2 separate regions of the Mus musculus genome follow, and region 1 is linked to region 2. The links are chromatin loops, found by intact Hi-C in ENCODE. Cell type or tissue: left cerebral cortex. All regions are shown on one strand. Each heading gives the region's core, and the rest is flanking DNA. Links, peaks and the distances in the headings are about the cores only.

What was found. Hi-C counts contacts between places; a loop is a spot of excess contacts. Peaks named below come from ENCODE experiments on the same cell type or tissue, not always from the same donor. Only the 100,000 strongest peaks of a DNase experiment are listed, where the experiment ranks them.
Region 1: it touches region 2 in a loop (2.4-fold over the local background); 5 of 42 quality-filtered maps call a loop at or near these places.

What each region holds. Positions count from the first base shown.
Region 1 is chr3:54,153,390-54,158,768 of GRCm38, reverse strand. Trpc4 (transient receptor potential cation channel, subfamily C, member 4) reads right to left here and starts at 2,712. Exons shown (of 11, transcript NM_016984.3): 1 at 2,510-2,712. In left cerebral cortex, for the core only: CTCF peaks have their summits at 3,272 and 3,802; DNase peaks (open chromatin) are centred at 2,686, 2,972, 3,286, 3,722 and 4 more places; H3K4me3 peaks cover 3,685 bases; H3K27ac peaks cover 2,438 bases.
Region 2 is chr3:53,587,660-53,593,038 of GRCm38, reverse strand. Frem2 (Fras1 related extracellular matrix protein 2) reads left to right here. Exons shown (of 24, transcript NM_172862.3): 3 at 3,178-3,324. Among named protein-coding and RNA genes, the nearest start is that of Frem2, 67 kb to the left of the region's middle. In left cerebral cortex, for the core only: a CTCF peak has its summit at 2,784 (motif pointing left); a DNase peak (open chromatin) is centred at 2,754.

The DNA.
Region 1 (5,379 bases), core at 261-5,260, 570 kb before region 2:
ATAGTAAGAGGATGCCTGGATGAGCAGAAAGGTTTATTATTTTGTATCATAAAAAATGATGGTATCAAAATGCAACATGTGTGTGTGTGTGTAGTTTCTGCTTATCATCTTCAGTTCAGGAACAATGATTTTTAAGGCCAGTTACTGCAAGTCAGGTTTTAGTGCCATGTACTTCAGGCAAATACCAGTAGACAGGATCACAGAGCACTGAAAAACAGCCCATTGGCCTTATATATCCATTATAGCATGAAATGACACAATAGGTTATGAACCATGATGCGTTTCTGTCCTCTGGGTGTGGATGCTTAACCAGACAGGTTTTTAGCTCTTTGGTTAGATGCGGTTCTTGGAGTTTGAAGCACATACACTAAACAAGAATGACCTTCAAAGGTCCACTAAACAGAAAGGATAGGCGGACAGTTTTCATGGTTCCAAGCCTCTATAAAATATGAACTGATTCAGGTTCTACTCTGTGAAAAGCTATCTATCCCGAGACTGTTTGGTTCTTTGAAACAGCCACTTTACACATCCCGTCGGCTCTTTTCATCTTGGCTGTCTAGAAATAAATGCAACACAAATATGAATAATATAAGATTATTTAAAACATGGAAGCCTTATAAATCTAGTCCCTCTCATATCTCTGAGAATGACTGAAAAGAAGAAAACTGAGATGTGCTTCATTTCTTAAGATCAGAGATTCTTACAAAAGCTATCAATGCGTGGCAGCTTCAGCTAAGAGATGTTTGTTTCCTGTCCAGCTTTGATACCTGATGCTTCTGATGAATGCTCCTTCCAGATCACACTGATAAACTTTTCTAAGTTCACACTTGCAAATCTTTTCCTCGTGATATATCCCCTCAGAGGACCATGGGCAACTCTGATGTCTCTCTTTCACCAACCTGTAGGTTTTTGGCCCCTTTGCCTTTCTTGGCTTAAGTCTATCCTTCCTCCTCCTCCCACCAGTCAGTGTAAAGATTCAGATCAAAGTTCAGGCAAGGCAAAGCTGCTCCTTGCAGTCTTTCTCTGAAACCGTGCACATGCACTCTCCCTCCCTCTCCTTGCTACCCTTTTTAATCCAAGTTATTCATATATCCTTTGATGCCCATTTACCTTGCCCGGGCTGACTGATTGATCCTGGTTAACCACAGCATTGATTTGCAGAGATTGTAAAGACCTTCATTCACTTTACCCACGTTAAATTCAATTTTGATCCTAATTCTGAGTTTCGGACAGGATTACCCCTATATCTTACTACTTTGTTTCTCTTAAGAGCTGGATGTTTCCTGGTTTACTGTCCAGATGAACAGAAGTAGGCGTTACAAATATAACTTTAAATAGCAAATCGTAACACCGTTAACATAACCGCCAACTCCTACTCTCGGTGTCTGAGTCTTTAAAAAAAAATCCTCTGCTAAATCTTTTATTCTTCCTAAAGAATTTTTAAGTACTTTGCATTGTGATGACTACGAGAGAAAAGCCAGCGAGCCTATGAACCTCGGTGGTTTATTTTATCACAGTTTTACAAATCTGTTCGAAGATTTCATTTTAAAGGCACAGTGACAGCGTTTTCTCTCTCTTCCCACTCGTTTGGCTTAGTAGCTTACTCCCTCCGTAAGTAACTTGATAACCTTTTATAGCAGCCAGCGGTATTTAATGATAATGCTCCCCTGGGAAAAACCGCAGTGGGCAGGGATACACCACAGTGGCTGGAGAACACTGGACACATGGTCTTTGGTCCCTCTGCCCAGCTCACCTCCACCCTCATGTCTCTATCTTTCTCTGTCTCTCTCTGGAGTCACAAAAGGCAGTTCGCAGCTGGAAACAACAAGTTGCGCCATGGATTCAAGCTATCTACTCAAGTAGCAAGCAGAGTCACTGGTTCAGCTGGAATCTCAGTTGCCAAGCGAACTAGGAACCCCCAAACCTGGTCCAACCACAAGCTTAAAAGTGCTTTTGCTGCTTGACAGAGGAAAATGACGCAGAGGGGAATGAACCCACTGAACAGCGGTCGCTGTCCTCCCTTCGTGCCCTCAGCTCGTTGGAGAGTCATAGAGCTCACCTTACGTGCCCAAGGACCATGTCATTTCCATCCTCTCCAAACGTCCAAACGCGCACGGGAGGTTGTACACAAGCACCGAGCTCCCCAGCACCGCGGGGATAAGGGCTGATCCTTTGTTTACCATGTAAATCACACCGGGGGTTCGCTCTTCGTCCTCACCCCTGCCTCACAACGCGATACAGAGAGAGCCTGGAAGCACCCCCAAACTCCCCCTTATCCCAGGTCATCCAAAGAAAGCTTCGCGAAAATCTTTCCCCGAACCTTAAAAAAGCAACCTTTTTAAAAAGAAGAAGAACCTTAAAAAGCTGCTGCACCCTGGTGACTCGCGTAAGCCCCCAGGGATACCCGCCTCCTAGCAGGGAGCCTGCTTCCCAGTCGGCTTAGGAAACTTAATCAGTATCCCAGATGTGAGGCCCGCGTCTGGAGCGCGGAGCCTGCACCCTCTCTTACCCGCAAAGTTGCAATCTGGTGGTTGAAGTGACCGAGGTGGGCTCGGCGAGCGCGCAGCACCAGTGCTGTGCCTGGTGCTAGCGCAGCTGGTCAGTTCCGATGGGGTTTCCGTAGTCGCTACCGAGTTTTTTGGAGCATTCCAAGGGGGAAAAAAACCCGCACGAAACCAGAGCCCACGCAGCTGGCACAGAACTGGGCGGAGTGAGGATGCTGGAGAGCCAGAGCAGGGGCGCGGGGGAGGGGCAGCCCAGGAGGGGGCGGGGTGCCCAGGACGACAGCCTCGCCCACCAGGCACTGATGCTCTCCCCACCTATACCCCCGGAAAAGTTGCGTTCCCAAGGTGGCCAAAGAGCAGCCTGGAGGACCGCCCCCACCCATCCTGGGTCTGCCCGAATGGATGCGCATCCCACGCACCTCCCTAGGAGCGGGTATAAAGGACCCACAAACACCTCAACGCGCCACCCGGGAGCATCTCTCCAGGTCAGTCAGCAAGCAGGGTGGCTCGCCATATGTCTGCTTGTCACTCAGCTAAGTGGTGGTCAGGACAGACCCGGAGGTCTTGGGTGTTTGGCATACACAGATCAGGGCTTGGTGTAGCCCAGGAGAAATGCAAAACTTCACTTGTCAACCGAACCCAACCCTGGAAAGCCCTGCTCCAACCATACTAAGCAGCTGGTCAAAGGATTGGAACAAATTGTCTCTCCCCCTACCCAGCCCTGGCAACTCTTGTAGCCGCCCTGGACTCCTGGCACCCCCTTCCCTGTCCTCAAGGTGTCACACTTGCCTTGCTAGTGCAGGGATGTGCTTGCCACTACCATCAACAATCCAGACAGTGGCAATAAATAAATGATAAGCCCCCAGCATCCCATCCACTCCTACCTGGCTCCCTCTAAACAACTGGCAATCAAGATTCCCACGTATTTAATCCCAAATTATGGGCCAGCGTAGGAGCTGGAGGTCCTGGTGGCTGCAGGTGGGCATGTTGGTGAACGACGGTGTCTGCCACCGGACTCAGCATCTCTAACTCTAATCTTGAGCTTCCAGATACAGCTTATCTCTTGGTGTAGTATTCATACACAAAAATAAGATCCAAGTACAGAGGTGGAAAAGTTCATGTAACTTGCCACACCTTTATTGTTCGTGATCTCAAGACCAAGGGACAAACTTAGCAGTGCGTTTGCCAAAAGGCTTCAGCCCCCTCCTACCTTCACTTCTCGGGTTTCTTTTTCAGAGCACAGGCGGTTGTGAGCTCCCCCCATCGCCTGTAAGCATCCCAGCAGCAAGATTTAATAGACTCAGGCTCACTCTGCGTTTCTGAACGTCAGATGAGTGAGGTGGGTTTTTTTTTTTTTCCGTTTCGTTTTTTTGTTTTTGTTTTTTAAGGGTAATTGCAGAGTAAGGAGGCTTTGTTGACTTTGGAGTGTACTCTTTGGAGTGAAGGTTTTGTTTTGTTGTTCTTTTCAAAATGCTGTTTGTAGTTGTCAAGTTTTCTTTCTCCTGAGCTAACTGCTCCTCTCATAGGTCAGCATGACCCCTAGAGTGATTTTGAGAGAGCACAGCCCACAGTCCGTCCCACAAAATACCGAGGCCTTTACAGTACACCAAACAAACCTGTACCAGAAAACTGGATGAGCAACAGAAGAACTCCATCCCTACCCCGAATCCCTCTACAGATCTCCATAAATGTGTGTCAACATCTTTCAAAGGTAGTTTTCTTGTCTTAGCATTAAACACTGGATTTTATAAAATATGCAAAACACATCACTCGGTAGACATGGAGATGAACTTTACAATAAATCTAAACCTACTTTCTACTGAAGAAGAAAAGAAGAAAAACACACATCGACATCTGTTTGGCGTGGTACAACTGAAACTACTTCTTTAAAAAAAAATTTCACAAAACCTGTTTTTCTTAATGATCAGTAAATGTATAAAAACCAAACCTGGAGCAGACATTGGTTGAAGAAGTGTTTCTGCTAAAATACAGGCTGTCATGAGTGTAGGTCCTTAAGACAGGTTTAAGGATGCTTGAAAAGGAACTCAACACTTGAGATCATCCACACAGCTCTCTTAGGGCTCTTACTTCTTCATAGCAGATACCATTTTTTATCATGATATCAGAGACAGATATTTTTTCTAGTCTTCCCTAATTTGTTATTCTTCCCATAAGAAAGGTGGATGTGAGTCCACAATAAAAACAAAATAGAAAAAAAAAAAAAAAAAAAAAGGAAAGCAAAAGCAAAACCTTGAGGACCACAAAACGCACACCAGCATCATCGGCGTTTGCTCCTAGCAGCCTGTGTTCCCTTGGAAGGAAGAGCAATGGACCACAAACCCTCCTCAGCAGCAGCGTGTGCAAGTCTGGATTGCCGTAGCTGTGCTTGTGATACATGAAATGATTGGTAATTATACAAAAAAAAAAAAAAAAAAAAAGGTAAGGCATTTAAACAGTCTGGTGAGAAGAAACCTGTAAGTCCTTAAGCTGCAGGTCAGTGGGGCCAAAGGAATCTACACTCAAGCAGATTTGTTTATTTGGAGTTTAGGTTTGTGTCTGATTCAAGGAAAGAAGAAGTTACTGTTGCCTTGAAATTAGCAACAGGAAGTAAACCAAGGAATGGCAGCGGTAAGGCAGTTACATCTAGTGCCTATTCACACTTCAAACAGATCATGAAGTTGGGATCACTGTTGTTTGAGGAAAGGAATTTTTAACCTCTAAAGTTTCTGTTTTCTCTTCAGGAGCTACAATGTGTATAGTTCTTTCTTTGAAAACTGAAGAAGAAAGAGACAACGTTACAGGCACAGAGATATGGAAAACTCACTTCTGCCAAGGACCATTGTCATGGTTTTCTGTGATAGTGAGGCATTCATGA
Region 2 (5,379 bases), core at 119-5,118:
AAATGAAAGATGTTTGAGATCTGTCTTTTAAAACTATATTTTAAATTAAAGGATTCAGTACTGAAAGTGATAGGTAACCCTTATTTAGAAATTCATATGACCTGGTAAATGAGGCACAAGAGAGTTCTTTTTTGTTTTGTTTGTTTGTTTGTTTGTTGTTTGCTTGCTTGTTTTCCTAACAACAAGCAAAATTAACTGCCTGCCTGCCCTCTAGACCAGCAGTTAGAGTGGGAAGAGACAGAAAACGATTAGATAAAGGAATAACGTATATTTAGGAAATGAGACTGTGGAAGGGATGGCAGAGTAAAGCTAATCCAACAAAGAGACTTACAAGTGCTAATTTTTGCTGGGGTGTCCTGATTCACTCAGGGGTGGGGCAGAGTGATATATATATATATATATATATATATATATATATATATATATATATATATACCACCCAATATATATATATATATATATATATATATATATATATATATATATATATATACCACCCAATACTCTTCAATGCATAGTATTTAGCAGGCATCAATATTTCTTGGACTATTTCAGGAAAGACGGTCAAGCTGTAAAGTGGTATAAATATTGTCAAATTTGGAGAAATAGACATTGTCTAGGCGAGCGGAACTGTGAGGGTTTTTAGACGATGCAGCATGCGAAGCCTGCCGCTAAGTAGCAATCCTTAGATTCACCAGGAAAACCAACTCTACCATTCCGGGTCAGCTTCAAAGCAAGCTTCATTAAATATTAAATCCTGACCAAGAGATGGACCTTAGTCAGGGCCTGAGAATGTCCCTGAGCCTGTGTTGCAAGGATTTAGAAGGAACAACCCTGTAGGCCACCACACTCTCCCATGAGGCTTTGTTGTTTTCCAAGAATGACAACTCCGAGCATCCCAGGAAGTTGCTTGCTTCCTGGGCAGGTGGTGCTTACAGGTAGTTTGGGGCACTGCACAAGTTCACACACACAACAACAAGGGGTTAGATATGGCTGGATGTTTCCCTTCTTAGCAAGTGATGGCGCACTGACATTCCTGTCTGTGAACAGATGGGAACTGCTTAAGTCGGGTAGTTACTGCTTCCATCTCTTTTCCCGTTCCTCAGATCAGAGCCTTCAGACTTTTCCAGCTATTCATGACCTATGTACTAGGTTAGATCAGCTTTTCTCTGCTGTAACAAAGAGCCTGAGATAACCATCGTAAGAGCACAGCCTACTCTGGTTGATTCGAATAACTGGCCCTCATCCTTTGGCCCTGTGGCATGGCAACAGATCATGGTGGTGTTTCTAACGCCCACATGGTGACTCACAAGCTCCTATAACTCCAGTTCCATAGATATATGCATACTTATGTACAAAACACCTATACACATAAAGTACTAAAATAAATACTAAAAAGATGAATGGGGGTGGGTGTTTCCCCGTGTTCCTGAGACTGAGGTAAGAGTATTGCAAGTTCAAAATCTGCTGCTTTGCACTATATAGTAAGACTCCACCTCAAAAGCCAAACTAACAAACGAACAAATAACAAACTGGAAATGAACTGAAAGACAGAAGTGTCCATAGCCTCATCACCTTGAAGCATGAAATCACCTTGTGTGTGCAGTTCTTTCGACATAGCAGTGTCCACAGCACATGTTGCTGCTTCTGCATCACAATGTCAAGAGTTTCCTGTTTATTGACTTTTGTGGGGTGCAGCCACTCAGCAGTACTGGGGATTCACCCAGACATCCATTGCACACACCAGGCAAGTGCTGCGAGTAGTTCCAGCCTCAGCCCTGTAGCTACTGTGTAGTGGCTGAAAGGTTTGATAGTGCTTTGACGTAGTACAATAGAGTACTCCTTGAGTGTTTTGCGTCTGGGGCAATGATGGGAACTATTATAGTCGATGCTTCCTTTCAAATCTATTTTGACTTCTTTGGGAGCAAAACTCCCATGGAAGGCTCACAGGGTCAGGTAACAGAGCGTCCTTTTGCTTCCTGCGTGCGTCTTGTAGGAACTTTTGAAGAGGCTGAGGTGAGTTAAATGTCAAACGATGAGGAAGCAATCCCTTCACAGCTTCAGCCGCATGATCTGTTGCCTTTGATTCTCAGCGAGCCTCCGACAGCATAAATTGTCTGTAGTTTTTACTTCTAAATATTTCAGAGGAAACAGACCCTGTGCCTCTTCCCCGATTGCTTCTCCCTGTGTAGATTTTCATTCGGTCAACAGGAGTCTTGACATTTCTCCCTCTCTCGTATTTCTCTACTGTAGCTTTCTTTGTGTCAACTCAAAAGAGAGGAAGCTAGAATTCGAACTATGCCTGTAGCTGTGTTTGTGATTGAGGCTCCCCCACCCCCACCCCCTTTCTCTTTTCCAGAGAGACTTAAAAGGAATTAGTGATGCCTTTGTTTATGGACCTCATAGATCAAAGGAAGTTGAGGGATAGGTGTGGAGTGGTCAGCTGATAACACTCCTTTCATTTTCCCAACAGAATAGCTCTCACATTATAGAGACCAGCACCAGGTTCATTTTCTCCCTAGAGGCAGCCAGCTCCATTTTGGTGGGAAGGTGGGAGGAGAGCCAATGAAAGGGGCTGTCTGTTTGCTCTCAGGACTGGAGTGGAGTCTAGTGGGAAGGGGAGTGGAGAAAGAATATTTGTTTTTCTTTAAGTGGTTATAATTAAAGCCTTCCACCCAATTGCTCTGTGAACCAGAAAGAGGTATTTGTGAAGGTTTTTGTGTGTGGTTTTTAAGAACATTGCTGGCCTCTGAATAGAGAAGTCTGCTCTCCAGCGGCACCTTGTGGTGAGTGGTTTTTAAATAAATAATTTTATCAACCGAGAGAATACATAAACACAAGGTATTTTGATCTTATTCATCCCCCTACTCTTCCCACATCTACCCCATCTCTTTGTTTCATGATTTTTTTTTTTTTTTTGCTTCAGACTACTGCATGCTTCTTTCTGTTTTCCAACTCTACCCCCAATCCTGAAAGAGGGAGGGATTTCTCAAAGATTGTATCATCCAGGAATGTTTACCAGTCAATTGAGAGGTTAGCTCCATCTCCATGCACGTGCCCTGGAGTTGCATATTAAATCCAGCAGTATTCTTTCCAAAGTCGCATAGTTTGTGACTTTTTAAAGGCCATTCATTCAGGAAAGCAGTAATGGCAGGTTTCACACTCTTTGTTTTCCAGGTGGAAACAGGTTAACCAACCAGCATTTTCGACTGAATTGGGCGTGGATCTCCTTTGAAAAAGAGTATTACTTGATCAACGAAGACTCCAAATTTCTAGATATTGTTCTTACACGCAGAGGATACTTGGGAGAAACTTCATTTATAAGTAAGTTTAATTAGCACTTCACCTGTGTTTATAATTTTTCTCTAGTGATTAAACCATAGCACGAATTTAGCTTGATGAATTTAAAATCTTAGTGAGATGTTGATATCTGATTTTTGGCTACGAAGAGATCATGTCAACAGATTTGTGTCAAGGTGCATGAGTGTGACCTTTCGCCAGTAAAAAATAAATTCGCAAAATTGGAAGTAATCACCAGTGAATTCGAAATAAAATCAAATGTCACTGGGTTAGAATAAGCTGATGTGCATCTAATTTATCCCCAGGGGACAAGTCATCTGAAACAGTGGTGTAAAATACTCATGACAGCTACTTTAATAAATAAGCAAAATGTATTCAGTGAGTTGTTAGGTATCAGACACTGTGCACTGAGTTTGAAGGCTCTGTGGTTCACTGTAAATTCCTTCCTGACTGCTACATCACATGAAAGGTCTATTCTGTGGGTTTTCTTTGTTAAAATATTAAATGTTAAATCCTAGTTGGTTACTTCTGTCTTATGCAATAAAACCAAGAGTCAACGGCAAATAATTATCTTCAACTTTGATTCATGTCCACATTTCATTTCCTATAACCATAAAATATGGAAAGATATGAAGCAGAAATATAGTTGGTGTAGAGTTCTGAAGCCCTTGATGACACAGAGATGTCACTTTGAGAAACGCCCACTTAATAGGATCTGTAAACACAAAAGAGCTTTGTGGAGGGGAACGATGAGGCAGGAACACATTGGCAGAAATATAAGGGCTGTCTCCGAAATTACTACTGAGAAACTGTGCTGGACTGTTGGCCTGTGAACATTAGGTCCCTATCAACAGAGGTTCCCCCACTAATCTCTCTGCTCTTCCCTGGCACATTTGGACTCTGGATATTAATATTTTTTATTTTAAAAATAGGATTTTTACTGCCTGGTGGTACCTCCCTTTCCTAACACGCAGGAGGCAGGTAGGCAGATGGCTGTGAGTCGGAGACCAGCCTGGGTTTCCCAGTGAAACCCTGTGCAGAAAACCTGAAAGGAACATAAAATGTCTTGTTTTGTTAATTTTCGAAAGAGGCCTTTCCAGCTGCAGCCGGGACAGCAGCTCCTGGCCCTTCCTTTGCTACACTTGCACAGGACTGCAGTTCCCATTCTGTTTAAGATTCTGGAGTGCGGTAGATGTTGACAACACCCTCCCGTTGAGACTTGCTCTCTCTCCCTGCGCTCTGCTCTGTGCATGTGCCCATTTGGCTGTCAGGGAGGGGTCAGGCCCAACTATGCTTTGTGCCTGAAAACACAGAGAATACGTTGCACTGAAAACAGGCAAAAGCAGCACACCTCAGCAGTCACCAGCGATGTTTTTATCCATTATGCAACTTGTCCCATTCTATGTGATTGGCACTCATTTTTTCCACGGATGACACTGACACTGAGAAAGTTAACAGTTGAAAAGTATTTTATAGACTTTTAAATTCTGAACATTTTTCTCACTGCCCTGCTGCTTTTGTTTGGTTTGTTTTTGTGGTTTGGTTTTTGCAGCAGAATGCTAATGTGTTTTTCTAAGTTATGTTTGGAGCAGCTATTGTTCCCTGAGCCTGTGACTATATTAGCGATACTCCGCAACTGTCCTTGGGTCACCTCACATAGCTATTTAGTAAACTAGGGTGGAAGAAAGCCAGAAAGACACTGTGGGCCCACATCTGCCATTATCGAAGATGGTCCTGCAACGCTGCTGAGGCCTGAAACTGAGGTCAAGTTCAAGGCAGAGCAGACCTACAGAGCTCGCCAGGGAGGCTGCTCCTCCACACAACCTACACTTCCACTGTGGACTCTGAGCAGGCCTTGTAGCCACAGAGAGACTATCACTCTTCACAAAGAGGGCACTTCATCTTAGTAACACTAAGGGAAATCATGTTTGCATTGCTGTGACTGAATGCCGGACAGATGAAACTTAAGGGTTGCCCTGGGGTGGTAGTGAGTGGAAGGAGGGAGGGGAGCCACCAGCTGTGTCAGCAAGCAGGAGACAGGGCTGTTCACAGGGTGGTTGACCAGGAAATGGAAAGAGC